Linked DNA regions of Homo sapiens: regions 1 and 3 are each linked to region 2. The links are chromatin loops, found by intact Hi-C in ENCODE. Cell type or tissue: Panc1. All regions are shown on one strand. Links, peaks and the distances in the headings refer to the core of each region. The heading gives the core; the rest is flanking DNA.

Region 1 (6,129 bases), core at 636-5,635, 320 kb after region 2:
TGACTTAAACACTTTTTATGATTCATTTTTTCATTTTAAAAATGTAATTATGCATGTTTATACCTACCCTTTTCTTAGATAAACAGTAGTAGCACATTTTCTCCACCTTTTTTCACTTTATAATAAATTCTAGAGATTGTATAATACTAACATATAGAGCTATTCCTCATTTCTATATAGTACTCCATTGTGTAGATGTGCCATAATATATTCAACTTGAACAATGTAATTCAGAAAGCAGCCAAAAACTGTTAGGGCCGTGTCAAAGACTAAGGAGCCAGCCTGAATAAGCTCCCCAGCCATAGATAAAATTAGTACCATAATATATTCAGCTACTTCCCTATGGATGGACATCTGGGTGGTTTCCAGCCTTTTGCTATTACAAATAGTGCTGTAATGAATAATCATGGGAACACATCTTATTTTAGGATATATTCCCAGAAGTTAGTTCAAATGGTAAATCCATACATAAATTTGCCTAATATGGCCACATACCCATCCATGAGTATGTTGGCATTTTGCAATCCAATCAGCAATGTATGTGAGTGCCTGTTTTTCCCACAGCTTCATCCGTGGAGTAAGTTGTCAGACATTTGGATTGTTGCCAACCTGTTAAATAATAAATAGTATTTCAGTTCAGTTACCATTTTTTATTGCTATATTATGAATGGGATTGAAAAACTTTTCCTATGCATCAATTGTATATGTAATGTTTTATTTATTTTTTAAGTTAGGTGAGTATAAAAGAATGTTAGGATTGGTTGTGAGGTATTGTTAAAGAAAAAAAAATTCTGACGTTTGTTAAAATGGTAAGGAAGACTTTATTCAGGACTGTGCAATCAAAACATTGTAATAGGGAAGCAAGATTGGGCTCAACTGGGAATACAGCAAGGACAGCTGGGGTATTTATAACCAACAGGTAGAGTAAGGAGGGTCAGTGGATAGAAAAGTACTAAAAGGAGACATCAGGGGTGGTAGGATTCTTGCTGAAGGCAGGCTAAGGGCTTATACTTCAGAAGTGGAGAATGAGGAACTTGATCAGATACCCAGAGTGGCGGGATCCTCACTAAACTGACAGGATTCTTATTAAGACTGAGGTAGGCCGACAATTACAGGTGGGGTAGGGCCCAAAGTCAAGGCCTAGTCAAGAAGAGGGCTCAGAAGAGGCTCAGAAGTTTGGTCAAAGAGATAGTCTTTGTCAGTATGTACACAAATGACATGCATATATTCCTGAATTTTTGAATTTTTTAAAAAATTCAAATAGGACATTAAGAACTTACAAATTTGGGTCACATCAGAACTTCCCTTTCCAACTTTTAGTCACTTGCAGGCATCCCAAGCATTATGTTTTCATCTGTTTAAAAAAAAAAAGTCACTTTATATTTCTGTGGTAAGACTTTGGGTTTTAATTTTCATAAAACCCTTCATTAGGGTTTTGGAACTAGAGAGGATCCAATAGCTCCCTTGATTTAATCAGTTTATTTTGTATATGAGCACTCAGCCAAGGTAATTGCTAAAAAGATTTTTATAGATAATATTGAGACTCTTAAAATCCAAGACAGCTTTAAAATGTTGGCATCTGTATCAAAAGTCAGGTTTTAAAAATTTACAGAAATATTATTTAAAGGCTTAATTAGTAAACCTTAATAATTTAATGTAAATTAGAATTTCAGCAACTCCAGTTTCAAAAATCAATGAATTAAAAGTTAGGAAAATAAAGGTGTTAAAGACGGCCTGAGTATATTGGGCGCATATTGTTTGCTTCTTCACGTCAGTCTGGGACCATTAGCTCAAAACTTACCTTATCTAAGCTCAAAATTTTATCCATGTAATTGCTCAAATGTAGCTCCGATGGGCCGGGTGCAGTGGCTTACGCCTGTAATCACGGCACTTTGGGAGGCCAAGGCAGGCAGATTGCCTGAGGTCAGGAGTTTGAGACCAGCCTGGCCAACATGGTGAAACCCCATCTCTACTAAAAATTACAAAAATTATCCGGGCATGGTGGTGCATGCCTGTAGTCCCAGCTACTTGGGAGGCTGAGGCAGGAGAATCTCTTCAACCCAGGAGGTGGAGGTTGCAGTGAGACATTGCACTCCAGCCTGGGATACAGAGCAACACTCCATCTCAAAGAAAAAAAAAAGTATATATATATATATATATATATATATATATATATATATATATACATACACACACACACACACACACACACACACACACATAGCTCAGATGGCCATGTTTTTAGCCATTTAGAGTCTGCCTGCTAGCCAAAGATAAAACCGTACCTGGCATCTGTTAACCAAAGATAAGACAAAGCATAGAGCTATAAAAGACCCCAAACCTCTGCTGCCCTTCCAAGTTCTCTAACTCAGAGACTCCCTATCTTATCTTGTAGCTGTACAACATCCTAGACAGATAAACCCCATTTCTGCTTCTCCCCTACCCCAGGAGTAGTTCCCTTGCCTTCTTCCCCTTCTGCATGGTGGCCATACACCTCTGCCTCTGGAAGGTGTCCAGCTGTGAGGGATGTCCTCCTTACATGCAGTCTGTCAAGCACCACCCAAATAAAGCTTGTTGCATGCTACTGCCACCTTGTGGTCACATCTCTTCTTTGATCAGCCCCAAAATCCTTGAACTCAGAAAAACCTTATGTTTAGGAGAAAATAGTCACAAGAAATACTGACAAACACAAGGCAGAGAGGACCTTGTTCTTCCTGTACATATTTCCTGTCAAGGAAGGAAAAAAGAATTCTAGGATCCCAAAAGCCGATGGAAGTCCAGGAAAAGCCTTTCCTATGGATTTCCAGAAGGCAATCATGCAAGGGACTAAGCCCACAGAGGCACAGAGATGTTAAATAATTGCCCAAGCTTACTCTGCTGTGATTGGAATCCGAAGACTGAACTTTCAATTCCTGTGCTACTGCCTCTCCTAAATTACAGTGTCTCAAATCAGATAATGAATATAGACACTTAGTACATTTGAGTTCCATAAATATCAAGCTGGGCGTGGTGGCTCACGCCTGTAATCCCGGCACTTTGGGAGGCTGAGGTGGGTGGATCACTGGAAGCCAGGATTTCAAGACCAGCCTGGCCAACATGACGAAACCCCGTCTCTACTAAAAATACAAAAACCAGGTGTGGTGATGCACACCTGTAATCCCAGCAACTTGGGAGGCTGAGGCATGAGAATTACTTGAGCCTGGGAGTCGGAGGTTGCAGTGAGCTGAGATCACACCATTGCACTCCAGCCTGGGCAACAGAGTTAGACTCTGTCTCAAAAACAAGAACAAAACAAAATACCAAAAGTAAATAAATGTCAGTTAATTGTTGTTATTAAGATTCTAATGCCTATATCTGTACCTTATGCTCTTTCCAGAGTTGAAATGCCATGCCTCCTCATCAGAAATCAGTTCCAATTCCCATCTCCTACATGAATCCTTTTAAACTAGGGTGATCTTTCCTCTCTAAAGATTCCTTTTGATATCTAAAGGCAGAATTTGGCCCATGATCTACTTTATCAATTATTCTGCCTTAGTACTTTATCAGCAGTGGTATTTAAAGAGGAAGAAATCTCTCACATTCCATGTTCACTCACAGGAAGCCATTCATTCATTCATTTACTCAATAAGGGTCTTTTCTGTCAGGCCCTGTGCTCAGTGCTACACATATAATGGTGAACAGAAAACATGATTATTGTCCTCGTGGAAAATTTGACAACAGACTATGGCATTAAAAACTGTAAATATAAATTGTGTTAAGTGTTATGAAGAAAAAGAACAAAGGGTCTACTAAAGAGACTATCAAAGGGATATAATCTAGATGGGAGAAGTCAGAGAAAGACAGTCTGAGAAAGTAACATGGAGGCTGACACCTGAAGAATGAGTAGGAATTTGCCAGGGAAAGAGTGAATGAAAGAAGATTCCAGTCAAAGACCCTGAAGCAAAAGAGAGTTTGACATATTTAGAAACTGATGAAAACCAAGGTGGCTGAAAGACAGTGAGCAATGGGTAGAGTGGCAGAAAATAAAGTTGAAGACTATCAAGGGACATGTTGACCTGAGGAGGAGCAGGAATATTGTGCAACTTGAAAAAATACCTGTTATTTGCACAGTACAAACTCTGCAAATGAGACCTTGCCTAAATCTTGACTCAAGATTTAGAAGTGGGCATGGTTTTTTTTGTTTTGTTTTGTTTTGTTTTTTGAGCTGGAGTTTCACCCTTGTTGCCCAGGCTGGAGTGCAATGGCGTGATCTCGGCTCACCGTAACATCTGCCTCCTGGGTTCAAGCAATTCTCCTGCCTCAGCCTCCCCAGTAGCTGGGATTACAGGCATGTGCCACCACACCCAGCCAATTTTTTGTATTTTTAGTAGAGACGGGGTTTCTCCATGTTGATCAGGCTGGTCTTGAACTCCCGACCTCAGGTGATCCGCCCACCTTGGTCTCCCAAAGTTCTGGGATTACAGGCATGAGTCACCACGTCCGACCAGGAGTGGGTGTAGTTTTTAAGAGATTGAGTAATACTGACCCACTGATCCTTTTTGTTTCAAGCGTACTTGTATTGCTTTTAAAATAGTGAATCTCTTAAACATCACATCTGTTTTGCCTGGAATTTTCTTTCTTTTTAATTATTTATTAAGACATGGTCTTACTATGTTGCCCAGACTGGTCTTGAGCTCCTAGACTCAAACGATCCACCTGCCTTGGCCTCCTAAAGTTCTGGGATTACAGGTGTGAACCACTGCATCTGGTCTTGAATTTTCTTAGTAACATACATAGTGTCTACTATGATGTGCAAGACAACAAAAGGAGGTGACATCTTCTCCAATAGGAGCTGAATATGGTTCAATCACATTGCCTGTGACCACAAAGGAACTTAATGGCTAATGGTATCAAGCGATATAAGGAAATTAAGAGAAAGGTTGGAATGGAAGCTATAATGAGCATGGCTGAAGTATGAAATTAAGCCTGCTGCAAAGTCCTGTATGATCACACTTAATATATTGAGGTTTAAACCCAATGACTGAAGACCACGTTGGCTGGTAGGTGGGGTTGGAGGCAATCAAATGGATTAATGCATGTCAAGCACCTGAAAACATCTGACATTTGGTCAGCAAATAGATCTACCATTATTATCTATGGTGATTTATTTTTTCCAAAACAAAATGTCAAAATAACACTTAGGGAAATAACATATTTGAATAAATGGGTTGGTTATAATAGCTATTTATTACCATAATGAGAAATGAACAAAAGTTTTACAGTGAGATGACAAAGTTCAAATATTATCTGTAGTATACAAGAACTAGATAAAAAAAAAAACACATGGTGCAAAAAGGGTGCCTACTATTTAAATACCCTATACCTGAGTTACAAATCACCTAAGCACAATTACAAATAATTCAGCCTAGCACCCATGCAGGACACTGGCTAGTACATGGGTAGCCAGCAGAGCCTCTTAGCAGAGGCAAAATCAATTGCATTTCAAGGAAATAAGTCTCCCAGCATCAGAATGCAGAGATGGATTCTTTCCTCCCCTCACTTGGTCCCTAATTGTTCTCTTTACAACACTAGCAGATGTTGGGGCTCAGAAAACCCAAAGTGAAGGCCTCAGAAGCAAAGTTTTTCTCTGATGTTATCCTGCCCTCCTGTCTCAGCCTCATTCTCCCTGAAGGCAAGCCACAGAAACTTGAATTCCTCTTCCCCAAGGTAGGTCATAGAAACTGGAACCATCTTTCCACAATGCCAGACTTACATCTTAAAGATAGTACTCTAATCTTTCCTCACCTAACTATGTAAGAGCTGGCCATAAATAAATTCTCTGACCTACCTTGCTTGATAGCAGGTTATAATATCCCCATCCCATACAGGCCCTGCCCTATATCCAGGAGGAAGGAATGCTGCACAGAGACCAAGAATAATCTGAACAGACAGGCCTTGCTGGGTCCCCAACCTGTGTCTATTCCCATTAGATCATATCCTTTTTTTCCAATCACTATTCTTCAGGGCTGTCCATTCATTATCAAACCTAAGCATAAAAATGCACAGTTTCCCCTGTAATTTTGGATCTTCATTACGAAGGCTCCCCGGTGATGTAAATCTGTGATTAAATAAATTTGTTAAGTTTTTCTC
Region 2 (6,129 bases), core at 577-5,576:
ACAGCACTATTCACAATAGCAAAAATATGGAATCAACTTAAGTGTCCATCAACAGAGAATTGGATAAAGGAAATATGGATAAAGGAATAAAATCATGTCTTTTGCAAAAGCCCAGATGGAACTGGATGACATTATCCTAAGTAAAATAACTCAGAAACAGAAAGTCAAAATACTAGCATGTTCTCACTTATAAGTAGGAGCTAAACAATGGGTACACACAGACACACGGATTGTAAGAATTGACATTGGAGACGACAAGAGGTAGGAGGGTGGGAGGGGGATGAGGGACAGAAAATTACCTGTTGGGTACAGTGTTCACTATTTGGATGATAAGTACATTAAAAGCCCAGACTTCAATGCTACACGATATAGGCATGTAAGAAACCTGCACTTGTACCCCCTAAATATATTTTTTAATTAAAAAAATTTTTAAGTCACAGACTTATGATTCCATTTGTATATTCTCTACATGACAAAATTATAGATACAGAAAACAGATTAGCCGGTGCCAGGGTTTAAGGATAGTGGGAGGCCAGGGGACAGGTGTAACTATAAAAAAGCAGCACAAAGGAGATCTTCATGGTGATGGACTAGTTGTGGATATTGATTGCAACAGTGTTTCCATGAATCTACACATGTGATAGAATGACAGAGAATATACACACATTGTACCAACTGCCTAGTTTAGATATTGTACTATGATTATGTAAGATGTAATCATTGGGGAAAACTGGATGAAGGATACATGAGTCACCTCTGTATTATCTTTGCAACTTCATGTGAATCTATAATCATTTTTAAATTAAAAGTTTTAAAAAAGCAGCCATACATTCATGCTAAATTTAACATTTGGTTTGTGTATTGAAAAAAAATTTCTAAGGCAAGCTAGATTAAAAAAGAACGTAAGGTCAAGAACAATGCATATAATGTAGTCCTATTTACTTTTTTCTTTCAGAAAGGCAATATATGCAAGTACATATGCATATACATATGCAAGTACATATGCATATACATATGCAAGTACATATGCAAATACATATGCAAGTACATATGCATATACATATGCAAGTACATATGCATATACATATGCAAGTACATATGCATATACATATGCAAGTACATATGCATATACATATGCAAGTACATATGCATATACATATGCAAGTACATATGCATATATATATATGCAAGTACATATGCATATATATGCAAGTACATATGCATATATATATGTGCAAGTACATATGCATATATATGTGCAAGTACATATGCATATATATATGTGCAAGTACATATGCATATATATGTGCCAGTACATATGCATATATATATATATATGCCTATATAATTTATATATACAGAAATTTCCAAAGTAAAGGACAAGATACTAATAGCAAAGGCTGACCCTGGGGAACAGACTGGGGGAACCCAGAGTAAAGGATATTTTTAACATGAAAGAGGACTGTATTAATAATTGCACAGAAACAACAAGCATAACGAGCTCAAAACTCAGAAAATCAGAGTTTATGGTCACTGAGAGTAACATTACTCAATAAATGCCAGTTATTGTTGTTATCTTTTCTTCTTCCTTACATTTTTACCTATTTTGTGCAAAAAAAAAGTTTATGATAATGGTAGACTAAGTTATTTGTATTAACACTCCTATTAAAAAAATTGATAGGATAGTTTTATAGTGTTGGTAACCCATCAAATATATGATAGGATATCCTCTTAAACACCTGTCAGTCACTCAGTGGTCATCAACCTAAATGCTTACCACACCAGGAAGGTAAAGTAAATATGTGAGGGCCAGGTGTATTATTTAGGAAAAGATTGAGATGGTGGCAAACAAGAAATAACACCCAGACAAAGCATTTAAATACAAATGTATACAAGACATGGCTTGGATGAAACAAAACACATTTGTGTTCTGCCAGTCCCCCACAGCAACCCATGCATGTCTGCCTGCTAAGGAATCCTGTTCCACTGTAGGCAGATCTAATTGCTAGAAAGCTCCTTGTGCTCAGCTGAACTTTATGTCGGTAATTTCCCTCTATAAATCCTAGATCTGAGCATTTTCTTCATAACAATATTTAGTTGACTTGGCTTTAGCAAACACTTGCTGATGTCTAATAAGAACTAGTTCCTTTAGCACACGTTCAAAGCTACCTACAGGTAGGTAGACAATGTAACTCAAGTTTGTCCTCAGAAAGACTAGGGTTTAATCCCAACTCTGTCATCTAAAAGCTCTAGGACATTGGAAAAGTTATTTAAATCTTATATATATTCATATTCAAGATGTGGATAATAAAACTGTTCAGCTTGCAGAGTTGCTGTGGAGATTAAATGTGAAAATATGTACAATGCATAGCACATGTCAAAGAAATGACGTTTTCTGTTGGAAATGTAACTAATTTGGGGCCAATTGTTCAACTTTCTTGAATTTTTGAGAAAGTAGAAAATTAGCAAATTTTCAAAGTCATTTCATAGCCAAAGATTGAAAGACGAGCTACAGGCTTGATATCCTAAAGAAACTTCTTTTCTTTCCCAAGCTACCAGGTGTGTTTTCTCTCCTTGCCACTAGATGGCAATTGCCTCCCAGGGTATTTGAGCTCAAAGACCATAAAATCCCGGAGGCCACCACCAAGGCTAACTTTTAAATTACAAAGCAGTCCAGAACCATACCCTGGTCTCTCAAAGATAATTTGTTCACTTAGTAACTAAGAAATACAGGGACCACTTCCCGAAATTCAAGGGAGTGGGAGAAGGAGTGATTGTCTAGAAGAGCAACTCAAGACTTTTTCCACAAAGTAACTCATTCATCTGACCTAGTTTGTTCCTGCCGCAGAGTCTTTGCTCTCACTGCCCCATATTCCCAGACCCTCTCCCTCCAGACATTTGTGCAGCCCACTCCTTTATGTGTTTACATACTAGCTCCCTGCCTCCATAATGTTAGTCTCAGGAGAGTGGGGGCTGTTTTAGTTTCATACAGCACACTCAACCTCAAGAATAATGCTTCCTATGTAGTAAGTGCTCAGTAAACATTGGCTGAATGAAATTTAAATGAATACCCAGGACTCTCAAAAGTTGCTCGTCCAGTAGCTGGAAAGACACCCTCCCTCTTCTCAAGAAAGCAAATCAAGATGCAAGTGAACCAGAGATGGTCAATGTCCTGCTAATGCAGGGCTGAAGCTTCAGGTGGCTTCCCACCCGTCACCTCTGGAAATCACATCTCATCTCCTACGTTCTTGGGGCCTTCAGTGACAATAAACTAACCTGAGATGATGGGTAAAAGTCAAGAGTGACCCCTTTCTTTCCTTATCAATAACATGCCTTTTAATAGAGTCCTTCTGGAGAGAAAGCTGTTCCCAAAACCCATCATCTCTTTCCTGTAGTCTTTTATCTACACCTTCAGGTCTCATAGGTGCTTCGGATGGAAGCAAATGCAGTCTCTCTTTCTATAAACTGTCCCTGAGAGAGGCACCCCAATCCCTGGACTTCAGATCAGTACTCCCCTTGGGCCCCATATATAATCATCATCTCCTGATAATCTCACCTCAAGTCGGCCTCTGTATTCCTCTTCCCCATTCTCACTGCCGCCACCCGGAGTCAGGCCCTCCTTTTCCTAAGTTGGTGGACGGGAAATAGGCTATTTAATGAAATGCATGTTTCTGGCCATGACATTCTGCTCAAAACCTCCCAAGGACCTTGTAAAACCAGCTTACATCATCTCCTTATGCAGCCTTCCCTGCCCCTTCCTCTCAGAGCAGAATTGACCCTCTCCCCCTTGTGTCTCTGCTGTGCTTCATGTAGACTCATCTCATACCATCTGTTCCTCTTTACTGCAGTTAGCCAGCTGCTTCACCTCTAGACTAGCGGGCCTTGATCATGTCACTTTTTATGTCCAGTACCTTAAAAAATCCCTGACTTTCATCAGCGTATCAATACCTATACTTGGTTCTCATTATGCATCAAAAACAATCCGAGCCTCTTGCTCTATCATTAACAGTAACCAGCTTGTCCCTTCATTAGTCCCCCATACATCCCATCCACTCCCAGCCAGGCTGAGTGTCCCTCGGTGCCCCTGTTAGCATGTGTCTGGGACCACCTAAAGGGTCCTGGAGAAAGGCCCCTAAATGGTAACGTTCAGTACATGATGGCAGATTGTACTTAAAATGGTAGATGTTAGAATATAGTTAACTGGAGGTTCTAGAGCCAGACCACCTGGTTCAATCTCCCTTCTACCACTTACTAACTTGTGACTTGGGAAATTATACCACCTTAACCTCTCCGTGCCTTAGTTTCTTCCCTGGCAAAAAAGGTAGCAATAATAGTACCTATCTCATAAAGGTTTTTGGAGGATTAGAATGATACAGATAAAGCTCTGGAACAACCTTGTCACATAGTAAGCATTTAGTTAATTCTGATTATTATTGAGTGTCTGCTATATGTCAGTCACAATGCTAGAAACTTGACATATATTACTGAAACGGGAAAACTTCCCTTGCCCCCCTCATGGGGCATGCAATGGAGGAGTGGCTCGCCTCTTCAGTGCCTCACTGCTCAAGCCTCTAGGGGGAGCATGCAGACGGGCAGGCTGTGGGGCTTCAACCCCACGACAGTGTCTAGGGGTGAATGTTTACAGCTGAAACCCTAGTGGGCATGTGTTACAGGGTGTTCTTTTAGTTTAGCTGTTTGTAGGCGGCTTCTGTTAGCTCAATTAGACCCCTGCCTTATCACAAGGACAGAGGGTTTTCTGTATCCCAGGTTCTTGCCTTGGTGTACCAGAAGAATCAGATCACGCATGGGCTTGGAGAATGAGTGCAAGGTTTTATTGAGTGGACATATCTCTCAGCACATGGGGAAGCCAGAAGAGAGATGGTTTTCCTGTGGAGTTGGGCCGCTCGGCGGCTTGGGCTTTTCTCCAACTGCCGCCTTGTTCCACCTGTTGATGGCCTGCTGGCCTGCCAGCATCTGTCGTGTGCTCTTCCTCCAGCATGGTCCCCTCCATGTCCTCTCGATGTCCAGCCACTTGTGTCTTCTTCCACCGATGTGTTTCTCTTAACTTCCAGCAGCTTGTGTGTCTGCCTGCTAGGGCCTCAGGGTTTTTATAGGCACATGATGGGGACATGGCAGGCCAGGGTGGTCTTGGGAAATGCAACATTTGGGCGGGAAGGCTGGAGTATCTGTCCTCACCTAGGTCATTGGGCACAGGCCAAGGGTGGAGCCCTCGCCAGGGACCATGCCCTTCCCTTCCCAGCACTTCCCTTCCCCGCTTCTATATCATTACTTCTCATACTTACAGCAACACTGGAAGCGGGCAGTACTTTCTTCCTTCAACCAGTGAAAGGGCTGAAGTCCATAGAGATTAAGTATCTGTCTCAAATTCACATGGTCAGGACATTTCGAAGCAAGGATTTGAATCTACTTATGTGATTTTTGCCATACCTGTACTATTATTTACCAAATAACCTTTAATTTGGCTCCTTTTCCTTTAAATAAATATAATATATTAATAAATCTAAACTTCATTTCATTTTCACAAATAAGTTTGATGTGTTCACTAATTCTCCTCATTCACATAATAAGTTTACAATAGTTAAATGTTTGTCCACATTTCACCTAAAAATATCAGATATTCCACAGTAATTAGTAAAAATATTATATATTCCACAGTACATGGTACTAAGCCATGTTACTTAGCCTGTTTTTACTTATATGCACTTCACAAGAATAAAGTAATCACTTAACTTATAAATTAAAAGGACTTTAAAAGCAATCTAAGCCAGGAATAAGTAGCCTTCAATTTTTATGTCAATTTTGACGAATTGAAAATGGCTGCCCAGAATAATTACTGTGTTGGACACAACAAGAAATAACGCCATGCTCTCTGTGCACCGTAGGCCCAGGAGCCTGGAGTGAGGGGACTGGCCACATATTTGCCATTCTTTGTCTAGTCCCATCTACTCAACTTTTCAGAGATGATGCCCCATTAACTCTTCTTCCTCCCACCGCCATTACTTTACCAGATAACCAGGAGAGCCATATTTTACCAAGAGACACAGTAAGTAAGCAAGGAAGGAGACTGGCAACTCTCCTGATTCTGCAGTGATGGCACCTTAGGAGACA
Region 3 (6,129 bases), core at 636-5,635, 53 kb after region 2:
ATCATAATGACTGGCTATTTTAGGCATTCCAAACAATTTTACCAGCTAGAAACAACACAATTATCTTTAATCTAGTCTAGGATTAATGACCTGGCAGTACAAACCAGTTTTCTTAAAACAACCTGCTTAATGAGAAAGAAAAAAATAACCTACTAATAAAGTAATTTATTTCATTGATTCCAAAAATCTTTTATTGATGATTCAAGAAATGCATTCCATTTGAGGGTTATAAAGGTGAACAGGTCAACTTTCTTGACCTTAGGGAACTCACAGTCCTTTAAGGAGAGACAGACATGCAAACAGACAGCTGTAGCTCTGTGTGAAAAGTGCAAAAGCATAGCTCTAAGCAGTGAACTGTGGGACCACAGTTCACATGGACAGAGCTACCAAGTGGCCCAGGGACCAGCAGTAACATCTGAGCCTGATTCGAAGGCAAAGCAGAAGCAGTTCCACTCTTAGCCCCAAGCTCCCCTCACTCCTTCCCTGCCCTCTTTCTTCCCTCCCCTAATCCTCTGGCTTCATCCCTTATAAACCAAGGGGACACACCCAACCAGAACCTCTGTCCCTCCCTGCTGTGCTCAGGGTACGGAGTCTGGAATTCCCTCTCCCACAGCCAGACCTGATTCTGGGAGCCAGCGCAGACTTCCTCCCCAGGTTGGTCCAACCAAGGGCAAACTATGTATGGTACCTGCCCCTCAGCCTGAGGTAGGGGTGGATGGTGCCTGCCTGCGTGGGCCTCATGCATGACAGATGGGTGCAGGTCAGAAAAGAAGAGTGGACTCCACTCTTTGTGGTCCTGCCCCAGGCCTTGCACATGTAAGGAGTTTTCTAAGGAGAAAACCAGACCAAGCATATAGCAGCAGAGAGTGGACAGACTGGCATGTTGATGGGCAGCATTCCCACCACAAGTGCCTAGTGCATGCGGCTGCAGCAGAGGGTGCAGGAAGGGCAATGGCAGGAAATGAGCTGGAGGGGCAGCCTGAAGGGCAACTAGAGCGTGATGTCAAGGAGTTTGGACTTTATCCCCAGGGCGGTGGAGAGCCAGGCCAGGACCAGGATCAGATTTCCCTTTTAGGATGAGCACATCTAGATGATAACTGGAGATGGGGAAAGGCTGGACTCGTGCAATAGTCTAAGCAGTGGTATGGTAGAGCTGCCGCCTAATAGCTCACAGAAGCCAATCCTTAAAATGTCAGGAATTTTGCAGCCACTTGTTAAGCTCCCAAGAATTTTGTGAGCTGGTTGCTAAGACAGCCATTGTTAAATTATGTAAATTTACTATTAAATAAATCATATTACATTACATTAAATAAATTAAATTATATTATATTAAATAAATTATATTAAATAAGTATATTATTTCATATTTATATTTATTATTAAAATATATTTTTGTAGTAATAAATAAAATACTATTTATTAATAATATATTATTAAAACATTATTTTATAATAATAAATAAAATACGTTATTTATTATTATATGTTATATTATTTAATAGGTATAATTATTTAATAAATTACATTAAATTATATTAAATACATTATATTAAATAATTACATTAATATAATAAATTATATTAAATTATATTAAAAATAAAGGTAATAACATATTGCCTCTTATTTCACTACATTTTATTATTTTCTCTGTTCATGAGGCTATGTACATCTGTATAATCTGAGTGGTTCATTCATGCTCATCTCTTCACAACCTGGCATTCAGTGATGGTAAGTTGGTAGCTTGAATTAGCCATAGTGAGAATATTTACAACACAGAAATCAGCAAGTCATGCAAATCAAGTGGGTTTTTTTTTTTCTCCTTGTAGAGCCACTTGTTAACCTGTTCCAGCACACCAGTGAGTCCATTTGATCAAAGGAGGGGCCAGAATCCAGGGAACAGTCATGAATCCCCTAGGCCACTTGTTACCTGCTATCAGCCAATAAATCCATAAGGTGGCAGGCTGAACAAAAAAACAAAGCAATTGGGGGAGAAAAACCTCATAGGAGTTGAACACAAAAGTGATTCTGAAATAGTAAGAATAAGACAAGAAAAATGTGTACGCATCGACAGAGTCTTTTCATAGTTTTCTTAAAGTAAACTGTGTTCTGGAATTTTAGTCCATGACTATGTACAACAAAGACAAGAAGCCTGGGTCAAGATAATGTGATGCTTAGGGAAGTATAATATTCTTGTGATAAGCTGGGCAGTCTTAAAAACCCCTCAACACACACATTGCCTATCCACTCTTGCTCCCCAATAACTCTACCATCGCCTCCCCATGAAAAAGGACACTAGAGGCTATCACAGTACTCTGCCTGTGTAGCTACTGACTTTCAGAATAACTTCTTACAACATAACCCAGAGGATTACAAAAGGAAAAAAAATACAGCATAGTGCTTATATGCATAAGCTTTGGAGTCAGACAGAACTGGGCTCAAACCTGACTAATCATAACATGTAGATGATGATGATGATCTTCCTCTTAGGGGTCGAAGTGAGGATTAGATAAATGCCACATTAAAAAGTGCATACAGCAACAGCACATAGTGTGACTTCAAAGAATATTGGCTAGTATTACTATTGCTTTATCAAGCTCCAGACCCTGATTCGGGGATCCCTTTTTCCATGTTCTCTTCTTCTCTGGTGCTATCCCTCTCTCCTTCCTTGTCTTCTCCAGGCCAACACACAAAGTCAGCTCAAAGATATGGCTGACTTACCAAAAATGCGAGGGCATGTCAAAGTACTAAGTCCACCTAGTTGTGATAAATTGCAGACTCATATTATGCAGTGGGCTTGGCATATTTTGAAAGCATTAAATAGTCCCTTTAAGGGTCTGTCTGGTATCCCCCTTCAATTCTATAGCTCTCTTCTTTTGGCCCCAAACCTGGGGTTAAAGAGCTCCTTGTTCCTTCCCTCTCAAGTCCTGAATTGAGCTATTTGCTATCCTTTCTGTGGGCACAGTCCTTTCATTTGGGACCCTAGGATTACTGCTGTTGGTTTCTCATTGAAATTGCACCATCTGCATTATAATAACCTAAGATACCTTTCAAAACACAGATTTCTGGATCATACCTGTATTTTTAACAAGCTTCCTAGGTAATTATCACAGGTCCTAAACTTCGAGAGCCACTGAGTGGGCCCTAAAACAGCTAGCTTTAATTCTTTAATTCATTCATTTATTTATCAAGCAATTGCTAAGCATCTGCTATGTGCAAGGCACTAAACTAGGAGCTAGAGAGAGAGAGAGAAAGCAGGGCCGGTCCCTGCTCATGGGGTTGGCTCTCACAGACACAGCTTCTCACTTTGCATCATATTCCAGCCCAGCCCAAGGTCTCGGGTAGAAGTTGCCCTCCCTGCCTTTCCTTTGTGTGCTGCCAGAAATCCCCAGACCCTGGGCTTCAGAGCAGAAAGTTCTAACAATCACCAACTCTGACTCCACCCACAGTCCAAAAAGCACTACATTTTTCTGCCTTCAGGTGTCATCGTCACACCAGTAATTGCTGAAAGGCTCACCCTTTTTTCAATTCCAGTGAGCCTCCGTTTTTAAAGCTAGCCCTTCCTCTTTAAGAATGTATTATTTTGGGCTGGGGGCAGTGGCTCACGCCTGTAATCCGAGCACTTTGGGAGGCTGAGGAGGGCGGATCACCTGAGGTCAGCAGTTCAAGACCAGCCTGGCCAACATGGTGAAACCCCGTCTCCACCAAAAATATAAAAATTAGCCCGGCGTGGTGGCGGGCACCTATAATCCCAGCTACTCAGGAGGCTGAGGCAGGAGAATCAATTGAACCTGGGAGGCAGTGGTTGCAGTGAGCAGAGATCATGCCATTGCACTCCAGCCTGGGCGACAAGAGCAAAACTCCATCTCAAAAAAAAAAAAAAAGAAAGAAAAGAAAAAGAAAAAAGAAAAGAATGCATTATTCTGAGGGAAAAAAAAACCTTCCCCAATAGCCCTGGGGAAATCCTGAGGAGCTTTGAATAAGAATTAGCAAAACTTCAAAACTCCACATTTCTATTTTTTATAATTGAAAACATCCAGTCCCTTTGGGGAAAAAGAGGTCCTCTCTCAATGAAAACGACTTTAAGAAAAATTGACTACTTACTACCTGTAACATTTCACAAGTTTTATTTATCTTATTTATTTATTTAATTATTTTTGAGTGAAGTCTCACTGTGTCACCCAGGCTGGAGTGCAGTCGCCCGATCTTGGCTCACTGCAACCTCCACTTCCCAGGTTCAAATGATTCTTCTGCCTCAGCCTCCCAAGTAACTGGGACTACAGGTTTGCACCACCACGCCCAGCTAATTTTTGTATTTTTAGTAGAGATGGGGTTTCACCATCTTGGCTAGGCTGATCTCGAACTCTTGACCTCAAGTGATCCTCCCACCTCAGCCTTCCAAAGTGCTGGGATTACAGGCGTGAGCCACTGCGCCCGGCCACAAATTTTATTCTTTTAAGTCGGTGGTAGTATAATAACAATGAAAGCTAAATGGTTTCAGTACCGGATTATCCCAACTGTCTCTCATCTCTCCCTTTCATTTGTCTTGTTGTTTCATATGCAGAAATTTAACATATAATAAAGCAAAATAAGAATTATTATTTCAGAGAAAAATCTAAATTGTAGATTTACATTTAACATTTTTTGAATACAACATATAATTCTTGCCTTCTTCGGAGCAGTTACTGAAAAGAAAACATGTTCCTTCCGTTTTCACAGAATATCTAAATACACACCTTCCATGAGTTCTGTCGAGGTGGACAAAGCAGTGGAGATGGCCTTGCAGGCCTGGAGTAGCGCCGTCCCTCTGAGCTTTGTCAGAATAAACTCAGGAGAAGCGGATATTATGATATCTTTTGAAAATGGAGGTATTGTGGTACTTGGATTCCATCTACTAATTCAAAGGAGAGTTGTCCCAATACTGTTCCTTCTACATCTTTAATTCGAGTGATCACACACTCCTCCTTCGCACAGTGCTGTGATGGGCCAAGGCCAAGACCATGGCAAAGCCATGATCTTCATCTGGCCAGAAAATAGAACCAAAGGAGTTCTTAGCATGTCTTGTCATCATCAGACACAGCTGTAGAGTAGATTCACTGTAACAAACTTTCATTATGACTTTGCCCCACTAGGGGACAAATTCTTGCAGATTTTGCTTTCCCGTTAGCCACATGACCTCATCCATTCCCATGATAGTGTTTATCACTTATATAACCCCTTCTATATTAGCCAAGGATATCCTACCATGAATCCTCACTGAAGCAAATACCTTCCACAGTGACCTTGAAGCAGCTTTCCCCCTGCAGCAATGGTTAGGAAAGTATCGTTTCTGTCTTGCCCACACTTGCAGACCACCTTCTGGGAGATATGCAAGAGGTCTGCCTCCAACTTTCCCACTTCTTCTCCATTCCATTGCTCACCCTCCTCAGATAACATTTCTAGTGTCCTTGTCATTTCAAGCCCAGATCTTAATTTTAATCTGATGTCACTGGGGGGAAAACATGCTTAGGAGCTAGAAAAAAGAAGATCAAGCAAGTCCTGAGAATAAAGCCTTTAGAAATGGCCCTGGGCGTGACCTGGCCCAGGTTATGTCCTATTCCTCCCAGAAGAGAAAGGCCACCCCTGGTGAAGTGGCAGGGAAAGCAGTGTGACTCGGGGTAGCTTTGAAGGCCAAGGAATGAATGTCTGGCTCTCTCTTGATCTTTCAAGCTTACAGTCTGTCCCCTAATACACAAGCCAACCAGGGACTGTGCTGCCATTGCATGAAGTCCTCGGTGTGTGCACCTGAGTAGACTGCATTTCACTGAAACCTGAGAAATGCCATACCAAAACTTTGTTCTGTCGGCTTTTTAAAAAAAAAAAACAAACTAAAACTGGGTATCCTTACTAAGATTTTTTTAAGTGGTAAACTATATCCCTTATTTTGTTCTTCCTCCTCCTCTTCTATTAAATTTGTAATGAATTGTTAGTTAAAATAGATAATTAAACAAAAACTTAAAAAGCTTTAAAAGTTAGGATTTTATAAACACCTTTATGACTTTCATATGTTTTCCACATGAAAGTATGTCAAAATTACAGAGAGATTTTTGACACTTCCTTAAACTGTATTGTGCTATAGAAACAGAAAGCACAC

What was found. A loop is a pair of places that touch in the nucleus more often than their neighbours do. Peaks named below come from ENCODE experiments on the same cell type or tissue, not always from the same donor. Only the 100,000 strongest peaks of a DNase experiment are listed, where the experiment ranks them.
Region 1: it touches region 2 in a loop (4-fold over the local background); 39 of 110 quality-filtered maps call a loop at or near these places.
Region 3: it touches region 2 in a loop (2.3-fold over the local background); 11 of 110 quality-filtered maps call a loop at or near these places.

Annotation. Positions count from the first base shown.
Region 1 is chr11:102,338,401-102,344,529 of GRCh38, reverse strand. BIRC3 (baculoviral IAP repeat containing 3) reads right to left here. Exons shown (of 9, transcript NM_001165.5): 9 at 5,127-6,129. Among named protein-coding and RNA genes, the nearest start is that of BIRC2, 5.7 kb to the left of the region's middle. In Panc1, for the core only: CTCF peaks have their summits at 2,360 and 2,594 (motif pointing left); a DNase peak (open chromatin) is centred at 2,570; H3K27ac peaks cover 4,370 bases.
Region 2 is chr11:102,662,995-102,669,123 of GRCh38, reverse strand. The region is part of intron 1 of MMP20-AS1 (MMP20 antisense RNA 1); the gene reads right to left. Among named protein-coding and RNA genes, the nearest start is that of MMP20-AS1, 25 kb to the right of the region's middle. RefSeq lists an enhancer at 5,600-5,769. In Panc1, for the core only: CTCF peaks have their summits at 2,310, 2,578 (motif pointing right), 4,390 and 4,592 (motif pointing right); a DNase peak (open chromatin) is centred at 2,593; H3K27ac peaks cover 853 bases.
Region 3 is chr11:102,610,490-102,616,618 of GRCh38, reverse strand. It overlaps MMP20 (matrix metallopeptidase 20), which reads left to right. Exons shown (of 10, transcript NM_004771.4): 3 at 4,716-4,864. Among named protein-coding and RNA genes, the nearest start is that of MMP20, 12 kb to the left of the region's middle. RefSeq lists enhancers at 308-807, 808-1,309. In Panc1, for the core only: CTCF peaks have their summits at 1,734, 1,937, 3,235, 3,451 and 1 weaker place; a DNase peak (open chromatin) is centred at 3,448; H3K27ac peaks cover 4,581 bases.